2 separate regions of the Homo sapiens genome follow, and region 1 is linked to region 2. A link is a contact called in ENCODE Hi-C or POLR2A ChIA-PET data. All regions are on one chromosome and are shown on one strand. Each heading gives the region's core, a stretch centred on a gene start or an enhancer-like site at or near the end of the contact. The rest is flanking DNA. Distances are from core to core; before and after follow the strand shown. Region 1 holds the start of IGBP1 (immunoglobulin binding protein 1). Region 2 holds the start of RPS4X (ribosomal protein S4 X-linked).

Region 1 (7,360 bases), core at 2,319-4,818, 2.1 Mb before region 2:
GCTAGAGTGAACAAAGATGAGTAAGACACTCTCCCTGGCCTTAAAGAGCTCTCAGTTTAGTGAGAGACAGGTGTGGATAAAGATAACCACAGTACAGTACTATCACAGGGGGATGAATCAAATGCTATAAGAGCTAAGAAGGAGGTAGCCTCGCCTACAGGGGAAAATCAGGAAGTGCTTCCCAGAGCAAGTGATCTTTGAGCCAAGTTATGAGTAATGAATAGAAATTTGCCAGGCACAGACAAGGAAGATGACATTCCAGGCAGAAGGTACCACCTATGTGAATGCATGAAGGCCTAAGAGAACATGATAGGTTTGGAGAACTAGGAGAGTTTGCTAAAGATTCAGCTTAGGATCCACGAAGGAACAAAATGAAAAGGATGTCAGCAGGCAGATTAGAAAGGATCTTAAAGTCATGTTATTGAGTTTGACCTTTAACAGAATGCCCCTCCGGGCCAAAGTTATTCTCTCCATTCCTCTAACACCTTGAACACACCTTTATCAAAATATTTATCAAATTAACATTTGATTATTTGTTTACCTGTCTCTTCCGTGGAACTATGGACCCCTTAAGAGCTTAAACCTCGGGTAGTGTTCGAATTCTCAATGCCTAGCATTCAGGTAGCACACAGCATGTATGGAAAGAGCAAAGGAAGGAATTTCTCCAAGGTCCCACAGCTATTCAGTAGCAGAGTTGGGCTAAAGGGATCCTCCCACCTCAGCCTCCCAAAGTGTTGGGATTACAGGCGGGAGCCACTGCACCTGGCCAGATTAATGCTTTTTATATTGTGTTACTTAGAGCCCTTGAGTCCCTCACCTGGAGTGCCACTCACTGAGCAGGTTGAGGAAGATGGGCCAGTGGCTGAGTTGGCAGGCTTCTTTGTATCCTCTTCAAATACATCAGTCCTTTTAGAAATTACAGGCTCTCTAAAACTTGTTTTGGAAAAAGAATTATGCTACTACAAAAAGTTTAAGTACCGTTATACTTTCATGATTGTTAAGTGCCCTAAACTAGGATTTTAAAAAGTCTCCCATGCACAACAGGAGTTTAATATGATAAAGTGTTTACACACAAAACACAGCAAACGACTCGTTTTTATTATTCCTTTTTTTCTTTCTTTTTTGTGAGACAGAGTCTCGCTCTGTCGCCCAGGCTGGAGTGCAGTGGTGTGATCTCGGCTCGCTGCAGCCTCTGCCTCCCGGCTCACTGCCTCAGCCTCCGGAGTAGCTGGGGTTACAGGCCCGCGCCACCATGCCCAGCTAATTTTTGTATGTTTAGTAGAGACAGGGTTTCACCATGTTGGCCAGGCTGGTCTTGAACTCCTGACCTCAGGTGAGCTGCCCACCTCGGCCTCCCAAAGTGCTGGGATCACAGGCATGAGCCACCACGCCCGGCCATTATTCCTTTTTTTCTAACCACTTTTTAATCTTGGTATTCTTTCAGAATAAGATGAAATGCAATGCTTAAAATGACAACTCTAATATATAACAGGCACTCTGAAAGTAATTGGCATCTCCCATAAAGACCGTCATTTTGGCTGGGCACACTGAATCACGTCTGTAATCCCAACACTTTGGGACGGTGAAGCGGGTGGATCACTTGACCTCAGGAGTTTGAGATCAGCCTGGGCAACATGGCGAAACCCCGCCTCTACAAAAAAATACAAAAATTAGCCAGGAGTGGTGACTTGCACCTGTAGTCCCAGCTAATTGGGGGGCTTGAGGGTAGAGGATCACTTGAGTCCAGGAGGCGGAGTTTGCAGTGAGCTAAGATCGTGCCAATGCATTCCAGCACTCCAGCCTGGGTGGCAGAGTGAGACCCTGTCTCAAAAAAAAAAAAAAAAAAAGACTAATTTTGAAAGCCATAAAAAATGACTTACAAAGTTTAAGACCAAATTAAGACTGTGCACATTTTTTTCCTCTTAAGTAACAGTAAAGACATGTTTTAATCCAAGCAAATGCAGAGAAGCAAATTATCTTTACTCTCACAATTACTACATTTCTAAGTCTCCTCCACAAGTACTATCTTTTTCTTTATATTCCCTGCCAAGCCTGACCCTGAAAGGTCAGTTTACTAGAGGTGCCAGATAAACCAAATAGGTAATTCGCCAAAGCCTCACTTCCTTCTTAGTTTATAAAGCAGGGGTTGCAAGGGAAGGTTTATTAGAATCACCTGGGAAGCTTTTTCAACCTACATGTGTGCCACAGCCTCCTCTCCCTCTTAGGAAGCACTGTTCTAGTTTGGGGCTTCAATCTGTCCCACATTAAAGGTCTTCATCTTTCTAAATCCTACCCAACTGAAGGTTAATGGAGTAGAAACAATTGAACGCAGAAGTCACTGACTTTGTCACAAACTGGCTGGACAAGTCCCTTAACCTTTCTGGTCTCAAGTTTTTCCTCCGATTTTGGGGGTTCCCTTTAAACTTTGACATTCTTCTATGTGACCGCATGTCATGTCTAAGAAGCCTTCTGAACTACTCCTAGCATGGGATGACTTGCCCTTTCTTGCTTTTCCAACAGCCTGTGCAATACAACATATCACCTATTTTATACTGTCCTATATTGCCCTCTAGTTGTTTTTTAATGAAGCTTTTTTTCTTCTCAACGATATGTAGTTTAAAATACTAGTTTAAAAGTTTATTTTCAGGGGTAGACAGTGTGCCTGCTACTTAAATCTCCTAGGACAATTCAGGCTGCGTCCTAAGGTAATCAGTATGTATTTATATTGCTTTGTTCAAAACAATGACGTCCCTTCTTTGAAGTCCTGAAATTATGTTTTCCATCAGTTCTGTCCAGTAGAAATATAATGGGAGCTACAAATATAGTTTTAAATTATCTGGCAGGCACATTTACAAAGTGAAAAGAAAGAAGTACAATTAATTCTAATAATATATTTAATCCAACATATCCAAAAGACTATCATTTCAACATGTAGTCCATGTAAAAAGTATTTACATTTTTCATTCTTTTTTTTTTAAATGTCTTTGAAATCTGGGGTGTTTTTTACACTTGCAGCACATCTCGATTCAAAATAGCCACTTTCAAGTGCTTAGTAACCACATGTAGCTAGTAACTACCTACTGAACAATGCTGTTCTGCATAAGTTGGCTGCTTTCCAAACTGATCACTTTTTTTTTTTATTCAGATAATGACTGATACTGAGTACTCAGGCTAGCCAGAGTGGTGCAAAGATGAGTCAAATTCATTCTGATAAGAGAGATTTGTAAGTCACTAGCAATTATACAGCGTGGTAGGTGCCATGATAGAGATGCATAGGAGAAACCCAGACTTGGCGGCTGAAGGGCACAGGGTGGAAGGCGGTAGAGAGACAAGGAAGGTTGCACAGAAATAACATTTGATGTAGGAACTAAGTGCACGAAGGGAAGCCGGCTGTGCGGTGACCGGAGTTGCAGGTTGCCAATCTTGCTGAGGGGGGCTCCACCGGACGCCGGCCTACGGGTCGTAGGCGTGTGTGGGGTGAAGGGGGAAGAGGACGGGAGAGGATTGGCTGGGAGGAACCCGGAGCTCCATCTGGTGGGTGGACGGAAACCGCAGGGGGGCGCTACTTGCACTTCGCGCTCAAGCGACCGGATCTTCAAACCGTGGGAGTGGTGCGGCGGCTAGAGTCCCTGGACTCCTCAACCTAGGGAGCTACTCGCGAGGTAAGGGGCGCGCCAGACTGGCTCCTAAAACGCACTCGCTCGTCCGCACTCCTCGCGCTCCGAATTCAGCCTCGCCTCACCCGGGCTTCAGAGCCCACAGAACTTCTCAGCCCCGTGTCGGCGACGAGGAGCTCATGGTAAAACAGCGCCTAGGGTTTTGCTTGTTTGTTTGCTTTTAACAGATGCCTACGACTTGTAACGGGCTGCCTGGTAAAATGAGTCTATGGAAACGGTTGCCAGGGCCGGCTAACAGCGGCTCCCGGAAGTCCTTTGATGCTTTGTTAACAGTGAAGCTACTGGACCAATGAGGTGCTTCTTCCGGTTTTGTCCGCGCTCGCCTAATTCTTCTTTATCAAGGTTGCCTTTGACCCCGGAAAAGAGATCTTCCGGGTTCCTCTCTCCCCAAGATGGCTGCTGAGGACGAGTTACAGCTGCCGCGGCTCCCCGAGCTGTTCGAAACTGGTAGACAGTTACTGGACGAAGTAGAAGTGGCGACTGAACCCGCCGGTTCCCGGATAGTCCAGGAGAAGGTGTTCAAGGGCTTGGACCTCCTTGAGAAGGCTGCCGAAATGTTATCGCAGCTCGACTTGTTCAGGTATGGGGGAAGATAGTAATAATGGCTGAGAACGAAGGTAATAATGGTTACCAAGGGTGGAGCCATTGCGCCTGAGTGGAGGGGACCTTTAGTGGTGAGAACGTTTCGTTCCTACTTACCACTGCGATCTTGTGTACATTGTTTACATTCCCCACCTCTCTTCCCAGATGGTTGATATCTTACGACTCTGCTTCCTAGCGTCTGCTGATTGCATAGGCATTGGGTGTGAGCCCTCAGCCACTTTCATTGAGTGAAACTGGCCGCTGTTCCCCGTGCCTCCTCCCTCTGGTCCACTCCCAGCCCAGCCTCCCACTCCGTCCCCCAGAAAGCAAGGGCCACAATTTGAATGCCTAGTCAGGCTTCACTGCCTCCTTTTTGCTCTTCCAGCCGAAATGAAGATTTGGAAGAGATTGCTTCCACCGACCTGAAGTACCTTTTGGTGCCAGCGTTTCAAGGAGCCCTCACCATGAAACAAGTCAACCCCAGCAAGCGTCTAGATCATTTGCAGCGGGCTCGAGAACACTTTATAAACTACTTAACTCAGTGCCATTGCTATCATGTGGCAGAGTTTGAGCTGCCCAAAACCATGAACAACTCTGCTGAAAATCACACTGCCAATTCCTCCATGGCTTATCCTAGTCTCGTTGCTATGGCATCTCAAAGACAGGCTAAAATACAGAGGTGGGTCAATAGCTATAATATGAGGCCTGCCCAATGGCGGTGCTTTTCAGGGGCATGCTTTCTTGGCGGGTGGTGGGGGGCCAGAATGGTATGTGTCACTTTCTTGGTTCTTATTGAGCATAGGCCCTAGGGAGAGCAAACTTTCCTGAGTTTTTCCAAGAAGCCTCTGCTTTTGTTGAGATGATTATACCTACTTATCAGACCCTTACTACCTTATGGTTGGCAACAGCAGCAATGTAGTTTAGCAGAGTGTCTCCCAACCTTTTCCACATCACATCATAGCAATGTTCATATGGTACAGTGGGGTAGATGTCTCTGAAAGGCAAAGCTAGGCCATTTTATGGTCCACTGATTGAGGAGCTCTGTTCAGACTACTGGAGTAGATGTGTAACATCCTGAACTGATCTTAGTCCTGGCACAGCTTCATTGTGTGACCTTGGAAAAGTTGCTTACTTTCTTAGGTTTTTTTTGTTGTTGTTGTTTGTTTTTTAAACAACATTTAATGGGTGGTCATGATGTCTAGGAACTATGCTAGGCACTGGGGATACAAACTGTATAGGTATTTGTGTGAGTATGAGTGGTCCCTGCCTTGGAGGAGCATACAATCTGGTGAGGAAAACGGGCATAGAAACAGAATATCAATATAAACTGATGTTGTGGAGGGATGCACAAGGTACTATGAGAGCAGACAGGAAGGGCACCTAACCAAAGGGAGCAGGAGAGAGGAGAAAGCTCCCTGGAAGAGGTGACTCCTGTGCTGAGTTCTTTAAGGGTAAATAGGAATATCCAGGGGAAGAGGAGAGGAGGGCATTAGCCGGCAGAGTATGTAAAGCCTTAGTAAAGCCACAGAGGCATTAAAGAAACAGTGGTGGGTGGAGATGTGTAGACCAAAAACAGCAGCTATGAGCAATTAGGTGATGGTAGAACACAAAGAGGGTGGTGGTAAGGGGGAAGGAATGATACTGAAGAATGTTGTAGGGTCCACATCAAGGAGAGCCTGGGATGTGAGGAACGTGAAGAGAAACTTGTTGCTGAGAACTTGGTAAGGTGTTTGAATCCCAGCTCGACGACTGTGATTAATCACTGTGATTTGTGGTAAGTTATTTAATCTTTCAGTACCTTAATTTCCCCAGCTGCAAAATTCAGATAATAATAGGTTCTTCCTCATAAAGTAGTTTATGAGGATTAAAAGAGAAATATATATAAAGCAGTTAGCCCAATGTTTGACACAGTAAACACTCAAAGTCAACTATTATTATTTGTGGCTAAGAGTATGGGTCATAGAGTCAGAGACCTGGGTTTGAGATCCAGCTTTACTTATAATCTGTTGGACTTTGGGGAAGTTATTTAACCTAACTGAGCCTCAGCTTTCCTCATATGTGAAATCTAAGTAATAATGGTACAGATGGTCCCCGATTTGCGATGGCTTGTCTTAGAATTTTTTAACTTTATATTGGTGCAGAAGCAATACACAGTCAGGGGAACATCAATAAATTACATGAGTTATTCAACACTTTATTATAAAATAGGCCTTGTGTTAGATGATTTTGCCCAACTGTAGGCTAATATAAGTGTTCTGAGCATGTTGAAGGTAAACTAGGCTAAGCTATGATGTTCAATAAGGTGTATTAAATGCGTTTTCAACTTACCATATTTTCCATTTATGATGGATTTATTGAGATGCAGCCCTATTGTAAGTTGAGATGCATGTGTACCTATCTCAGGGTTAATAAGCACAAATGGGAAAAATCACATAAAACAGCACAATATCTGGCATGTGGTGAGTATTCTGTAAATGTCAGCTGCTATTAGGTAGGACACGCCAAAGAGCTTACTCTGGTTGGTGACTGAGATCCACTGAAGAGTTCTGTTTCTTTTTTCTTTATTATTATTATTATTATTATTATTATTATACAGAGTTTCACCCTTGTCACCCAGGCTGGAGTGCAATGGTGTGATCTTGGCTCGCTGCAACCTCCACCTCCTGGGTTCAAGCAATTCTGCCTCAGCCTCTCAAGTAGCTGGGATTACAGGCACCTGCCACCACGCCCGGCTAGTTTTTGTATTTTTAGTAGAGATGGGGTTTTGCCGTGCTGGCCAGGCTGGTCTCGAACTCCTGATCTCAGGTGATCTACCCACCTCGGGCTCCCAAAGTGCTGGGATTACAGGTGTGAGCCGCTGTGCCCTGGCTGTTTCTTTTCAAATAGTAGCATGATCACATTTGCATTTTAGCTAGTACACTGTACCAGCAGTTAGGAAACAGTGAGGGAAAAGATTAGACCCAGTTAAGTCACAAAGGTGACTAGGGTTTACTATTGCAATGGTAGAGGGATGGGGGAGTACATTTAGGAGGGTTGAATCTACAGGAAACCTGGTGATCAATTGGTTGTGGGAGGTGAGATAGAAGGAAGCAGCAAGGAAA
Region 2 (7,315 bases), core at 3,830-6,329:
CAGCCCATTTATGACCACCTTTAATGGCAACTGGAGATTTTCATCCTGCGTTTGGCAAGATGGGCACAGGAGTGGGAAAAACAGATGAGCCAGGCTTGTGGATGGGCTAGTGCAATACAGACTGGAGAAGAAAATGAGGGCAGATTTTTAGAAAGCCAAGGGAACTTAACAGGGCAGAGGGGTCCACTGTGTAGAGAAGTTCTTGGCCAAGTCAAGGCGGGGGAGATAAATACTCCGGGATTTCTTGGCTCTTTCTACTCCTTGGTTAGTTGCTGTTCCTTTCCCAAGTCTGGTATCTTCTACTTCCCACCACTAACTAAGCCCAGCCAATAACAGACTGCCTAAGCCTGCCTGAGAACTTAATCACTGTTCATGTTATACAGTAAAATAGCAGGAAACTGAATTAAAAAAAAAAACAACCCACAAAACCAAAATGCTATTAATCCTGCCACAATATTTTTAATTACGTACAAAGATCTGACATGTCACCCAGGGACCCATTTCACCCACTGCTCTGTTTGGCCGCCAGTCTTTTGTCTCTCTCTTCAGCAATGGTGAGGCGGATACCCTTTCCTCGGGGAAGAGAAATCCATGGTTTGTTGCCCTGGAAGAGAAAACAAGCAGAATCAAAACCCACCACACACCAACTCATAGTGGCTTGGCACATGCTACATTTGTCACCTCACTTAACAGAACTGAAGCCTGTTTGTGAGAGTGCTTGGCATCAGCTAGGCAGTTGCAAGACACAGATGCTGGTTACCAAAAGCACCCACTGCTTGGGTTTCTGGGGCTGTCCTATGAAACTCACCGTATGCCCTTCAGAATTAATGTCTTAGAAGTTTATTGTGCATAGCAGGCACCTACCATTTATTCAAGTGAGTCAAAGTTTAGTAGTACCTAAGGCTAATCATTATGACTCAGCCCAGCTCTGCGTGAGTCCTATCCAGAAGAGGCTTTGCACTAGGTTCAGCAGAGCCAGCCAGGAGCCTGGATGCTACAATCCCAGCAGCCACCTGCATTTACATATTTCCTCAGACTAGAGAGAAGGAAAACCCAGACTTACCTTGCCAATAACAAAAATGTTGGAAAGTCGAGTGGCAAAGCTGTTGCCATTGGCATCTTTCACGTGAACCACGTCAAAAGATCCAGGGTGCCTCTCTCTGTTGGTGATCACACCAATTCTTCCTAGGTTAGCACCTCCAGTCACCATACACAGGTTACCTAGGCAGGAAGAAATAATCTGCTTCAACTCAATATAACAAATGACAAGCAGCTCAGAGATGGGTCCAAACAAATTTTATTCCTCCTTTCCCCCCATTTGAATTTCCTCATATGGAACTGCTGCCTATGCTAGGACTCCCGGGACTCTCGTAAGAAATTTTGTGGCCAGGCTTGGTGGCTCACACCTATAATCAGTTCGAGAACAGTCTGGGCAACACAGTAAGACCCTCCTCTATAAAAAACAAACAATTTAAAGAAAAGAAATGAGTATTCTGAGCATTTGTGCCTCTGGCTATAAACACACCTGGGCGATTGGAGCAGATGGTTTTTAATAAAGATACCCAGACCCTGTGCAATTCATAATGATCTAGGCCTTAAAGAGGGTGCCCAGGTAGCACAGAGGATGCTTACCAGTGTCGAACTTGATGAAATCAGTAATCTTGCCAGTCTCCAAATCAATCTGAATGGTATCATTCACCTTGATGAGGGGATCGGGGTAGCGGATGGTGCGGGCATCATGAGTCACCAGATGAGGGATTCCTTTTGTGCCCACAAAGATCTTTCTCACTTTGCACAACTTGTACTAGAAAAATACAAGGGTTAGCCACATTCAATCCATCTCACATGTACTTTTTAACCCTATACAGGAACCATGGGTTCCCTAACTGCTGCAGATTAATTGTGACGCTGATCGTTCTTTCCACCCTCAAGTGTATGTTGCATAAAGCCCTTCTCTAGGCTCGTCCTCCTAACATCCACCATTGCCCTCCACTCCTCCAATGTAAATGCCACTCCAGTTTCCCAGGCTCTTTAAGCCTTATGGGGCCCTGGGAATTCTTCCCTTCAACTCAACTTTATCTTAATGGCTCCCTGTACATCACGACTGAGTTTTGTCTCACAAACAGCAATTACATTACCAGTTCATCCAATCAACAAATACTTCACATAGCATTTCAATTTTGGATCTCTACTCCCTGATATCCTTGAAGTAAATCAAATAATCACAGATCCCACTGGACGTGCCCTCCAGTCTGCTGTTAACAAGGCTGTGCAAAAGGAAATTAGGAGCCACATCAGTCAATTAAATTAACCTTCATTTACAGCCAATAATCCAAACAGCCCTAAACTTTTGTGTAAAACCATCAAAACAAACTGGATTAAATAATCAAAGACTGTAATCTTTTTTTAAACCTCAAACTAGTGCCTCAAGGACTGTCTGTTTCCTCCATCGACACCTTCCCCTCCCCAAAGTAAAGCTACTCCCACAAATGGAGACATGGCAAAGGGCTCCTACGTCAGGTACCCAATAAACAAGTTCCCAGAAATCATTCTCCTTGACTCTTAAGAGACACCAGGAAGTCGCGGTTCAACTGGAATTCATTTCTACCACAAAAAAAGAAAATCTGCTGAGGAAGTTAACTTCAAATGGGGGCCAATTTTAGGTATCCATCAATGCCCTACAGCTATCAGCCAGACTTTTAATAACATGACAAAAAGTTACATGTAAGACAGAATCTCATCGAATTGTTAGCTAGATATTTCCAGGTATGAGATTTTAACTAATCAATACCCACCTCATTGCAAGCAGCACTCGTACTCAATGCAGGCCCTTAGAACAAAGTAACTATACTGAGTAAAGACCCAGCTTGCTTGCCACACTCACCTTGGCCTCCTCAGGTGTAATACGATGTACAGCAAAGCGACCCTTGGTGTCATAGATCAGACGGAAATTCTCTCCCGTCTTGTCAATGCTGATGACATCTGAAATCAAGCAGTAACCGGTTACTACATACAGTGATCCCCACTACCTCATGCCGAGCAACAACCATAGCTCTCTACGAAACAAAAAGAACCCCCATGTGCCTCCCAGTTCTAATCCAACAAGGATTCTGAAGATTAAAGATCACGGCCAGATCTTCAATATTTCAAAACCCCATGACTGCATGTAAAATTTAAAAGTGAATCGAAATTTAGTTTTGAAAAGCGTTTCATGATTATTTGCATGTTTTTTATTTAAGTAAAAAACAGAGGGAAGGTCAGGCTTTGTTTCTGAGACTTGACAGATTACAAAGGTTAGAAAAATGATCAAGACAGTATTTGGATACCATAGGGCTGCCATCAATATGCGTCTCCAGAGTATTTAAAACTTCTTACCCATGAATCCAGCAGGGTAGGTTATATCAGTTCGGACCTTGCCATCGATTTTAATGAACCGCTGCATGCAAATCTTCTTTACTTCATCTCCTGTCAGGGCATACTTAAGTCTGTTCCTCAGGAAAATGATGAGGGGGAGACACTCTCTCAACTTGTGGGGACCGGTGGATGGACGAGGAGCCTGTAACGTTAAAAATGATAATCACTGTTGGGATTCACTAAAGCACTCAAACCTACCTCCTAGTCCACCAGATCCACTAACTGAACACCAAGACCGTCCATATTACACCCAACTTGGACTTTTACACAGGAGGTGTAAAAAGCATCCAAAACTATTTCATACCTTAAAGTTTTATAGCATCTTCCCTGTCAGAGGACCAGGATCATTAAGAACATGAATCCTGAGTCCATGTAAATGTACTATGTGGTATGTGGAATAAATGAGGCACAAAAATATTAAATCGATTGGAAGTGGAGGACAGCTAGATAGTATAGCTCCTTCAAGGGCAGAGGAAGCCAAGAATAGATATTCCTCCCCTAGCCTGGTCCCCAAATGAGTCCTGGGAGACACTTAAAAACAGTGGCCACGGAAATATTTATATAAGATACTTACAAACACACCGGTCAATTTATCCAGCATCCAATGCTTTGGAGCTGCCACCCGCTTCAGATGCTTCTTGGGACCACGAGCCTGAAAGTTTTAGATTGCAATGCTGTTAATCAGGTTTCAGAACAGCTTATAAAACCTAGTGTGAAACTAAACTCTTAGTTTAGTTTCATCTTCAGCAAAATGTGGACAATATTAAAGTATAGTGTTCCGATAAAACAGAAACAAACACAGTTATTTAACAAACACCGTGAGATCCATAAGCTGCAACAAGCCTTCTTATTGTAACAGAGAATATTCTTGGTTACTATGTTTCAGAACGTTTACTGATTACTATCTTTCAGAACCTTGCTAAAGTGTTTCCATGTTACTGTTTGAAACTGTATCTGCTTAGAGGTTAGGGTCTTTCAAGAACACCATACTAGTGAAACGCACAGCAACAGAAATGAGCCAGGAGTCTACCTGTGTTTCTAAAGTTTTCACAATTTATTACCGTCTGTTTTTGACACGTATGGAACAAGATTCTGACATCCGCACAAACACATGTGCTGCTCCTTCGTACACTAAAGCCAAAAGCTGACACCAATTTTACTTTAAAAAGAGTAAGGAAGCCTTTTTAATGCTGTGTCCAGATGCTTACCGGCCACGTATGGTAAAGTCAGGCCGTGCCAAAAAGGCAATGACAAAGAAAACCTTTCTCCGCCGGGCACCCCCAGCGCCCACCAACCTCGGGCTCGCAGTCTGAGCTCCTGGCCCAGCCGCGGCTCCGGCCCGGGAGGAAAAGCAGCTTCTCCCGGGATCAGGACGTATGGCCGGGTCAGAAACCGAGGCCTTCCCAACAGCAGCACCAGATCTGCGCCTCCCCAACCCTAGGCCAGCGTTCGCCCTTCGCCCTGGAGCCCGTCCCGGCCTACCACGGAGGCCGTGATCCCTTCGCCTCTGCCCGGCCATCCCCAGTAGGAATCCCGAAACCTCGGGCAGCCCCGGCCGGGGGAGGATGGAGGCGGATACGTCCTAAGAGCTCGCTAACTAAACGGCTTACCATGGCTGCGTTAGGCAAGGAAAGAGGACCTCCGTCTTCCGGTGCGCGTAGAAATTGGGGCTGGAGACTGCGCGCGCCGGATTTTCAGCTGCTCCGCCCAGCTCAGCCCTTTGCTGGCGCGCCGGGACTCTTTCTTGCCATCTGCTGGTGGGAGGTCAGAAGTCCCGAGTTGAGGAACCGCCGCGGAAAGAGGGTGTCTCCTAAGGGCGATTTCCTCCCTCCCCTTTTTCCGCCCTTCCTCCTCCCATATTTGCTGAGCGCCTCTTGTGTGCCTTATTCTGTGCTAGGTGCTGGGAATACAAAGATGAGCTACACAACATCCCTGGCCTCAAGGAGAGTTCAAAGTGAGCTTACTTCCAGTCTCACGTACAGATGATTCTACGCCTGTAATCCCAGCACTTTGGGAGGCCGAGGCGGGCGGATCATGAGGTCAGGAGATCGAGACCATCCTGGCTAACACAGTGAAACCCCGTCTATACTAAAAAAAAATACAAAAAAATTAGCCGGGCATAGTGGCGGGCGCCTGTAGTCCCAGCTACTCGGGAAGCTGAGGCAGGAGAATGGCGTGAACCCCGGAGGTGGAGCTTGCAGTGAGCCGAGATCGCGCCACTGCACTCCAGCCTGGGCGACAGAGCGAGACTCCGTCTCAAAAACAAAACAAAACAAAACAAAACAAAGAACTTGTATATAATCAATAGAATACATTTTAATAAATATTTAATGTTATTTCTTAAACGTATTTTGTCTGTCCCTTTTTTGTGTTCCCTTGAGCCAGCCAGGCAGCCCATACTGAGTTGGGAAGAGCCAACAACGTTTTTAACCCCCTCTTGCTTCTCTGCTTGAACTCTGACATCCTCCCCCTTGCTTCCTGTACAACGCATTTGGCACTTATAGAGACTCAGGGAGGAGAGAGGATATTAGAAATCGTCTGGTTATATCTAACTAAAATGTAGATCTGATCCTGCTTCGAAACTGCCCTTGGCCCTCTGTTTCCTGCCGTAAGGGAGCAGGTCTGAACTTTATCTGGCTCCATTGCTCTCTCTCCCCAATCCCAAACTTCAAAGCTCAAGCCCCACCAAGCTAGTTTGTTCCGAGGGAGTCAGCTCTTTTTGTTTGTTTGTTTGGGAGACAGGGTCTCACTCTGTCACCCAGGCTGTAGTGCATGGCTCACTGCAGCCTCGACAGACAGCCCGGGCTCAAGCGATCCTCTCACTTCAGCCCCCACGAGTAGCTGGGACAACAGGCGCACGCCACTGCACCCAACTAATTTTTTGTAGTTTTATTTTTTTGTAGAGACGGGGTTTCGCCATGTTACCTAGGCTGGTCTCAAACTCCTGGACTCAAGCGATCCGCCCGCCTCGACCTCCCAAAGTGCTGGGATTACAGGCCTGAGCCACTGCGCCTGGCTAGAGTCAGCTCTTTCAAGACTGCTTGTGGACTCGATTCCTTAGCTTGGAACTGCCACAAACAGCCAAACCCCCTTCCTGGGTACCACCTAATCCCACACCTCAGCCTTGGAAATGCACAGTTCAAGTCCCTCTGGTTCTGTGGGCTCGTGGTCCCCTCAGTCAGGGTAAATCCCTCATTCTTGCCCCAGAGGCTTGTGTTCAAACTTGGTGAGGGCACACAGCACATTAGGTAGCAAGGACAAATTTAGTTACCTGGCCTCCACCAAACTGAGCACCTCCAGGATGGAGCCTGCCCTAATTCATCTGGGCAGGCCCCTTGCCACTGAACAGAGAGCTCGGCACTGTGTCCAGCACTTGATAAATACTTGTTGAATGAATAAACGGAGTCAGCATCCCACTTATTGTGCCAAGTCCTACTGTACTATCCCTGAGAGCATCCAGCCTGTGCCTGAATTCTTCCCACCATGAGATCAAGCTCCTAACTCATGAGGTTCCATTTCACAAGTCTCTATCTGTACCATCCACTTTACCCCTCAGCAGTCTGCAGAGGAGCAAGAGAGGGAAACATTGTTGGCTCTTCTCAAGCAGACAGTATTAACCAAGCAGACAGTATTAACTAAGAGGGCAGGAACTCCTCCTTGTCTAAAACTGGGATACAATCCACAATAAAGCATGTTATAAGTGATTATTGGAAAGGATCGATTAATTGGAGGTGAGGAGTAGAGAGAAGGTGAAGGTGATGAGATAATGGAAGTTGGTTCTGAGGTTTTTAATCTGAGAGCACTGGGAAGATGGTGGTACAATTAACAGAAATGGTGGAGAAGTTGCTGTGGGAGTGGGGGGATAACCATGTGCTTTCCAGCTAGAGAGGATAGGAGAAAT

Evidence for each region. A loop is a pair of places that touch in the nucleus more often than their neighbours do. ChIA-PET counts read pairs that join two places held with the same protein, here RNA polymerase II (POLR2A). Pooled maps may share reads with other maps.
Region 1: a loop to region 2 is called in a pooled map, with 32 times the contacts of the local background. The contact joins the promoter of IGBP1 here to the promoter of RPS4X in region 2. A Hi-C loop is called at or near these places in 2 of 37 single-sample maps with no recorded cell type and 9 of 50 pooled maps. POLR2A ChIA-PET finds 5 or more read pairs at or near these places in 2 of 52 experiments (CD4-positive, alpha-beta T cell and activated B cell).

Annotation. Positions count from the first base shown.
Region 1 is chrX:70,129,879-70,137,238 of GRCh38, forward strand. It overlaps IGBP1 (immunoglobulin binding protein 1), which reads left to right and starts at 3,569. Exons shown (of 7, transcript NM_001551.3): 1 at 3,569-3,662; 2 at 3,845-4,257; 3 at 4,645-4,938. The coding sequence starts at 4,070. RefSeq lists an enhancer at 3,988-4,447.
Region 2 is chrX:72,272,169-72,279,483 of GRCh38, forward strand. RPS4X (ribosomal protein S4 X-linked) reads right to left here and starts at 5,080. Exons shown (of 7, transcript NM_001007.5): 1 at 5,025-5,080; 2 at 3,989-4,066; 3 at 3,376-3,556; 4 at 2,885-2,982; 5 at 1,633-1,804; 6 at 1,064-1,221; 7 at 1-604. The coding sequence starts at 5,027. The coding sequence ends at 503. RefSeq lists enhancers at 4,580-4,659, 4,830-4,899.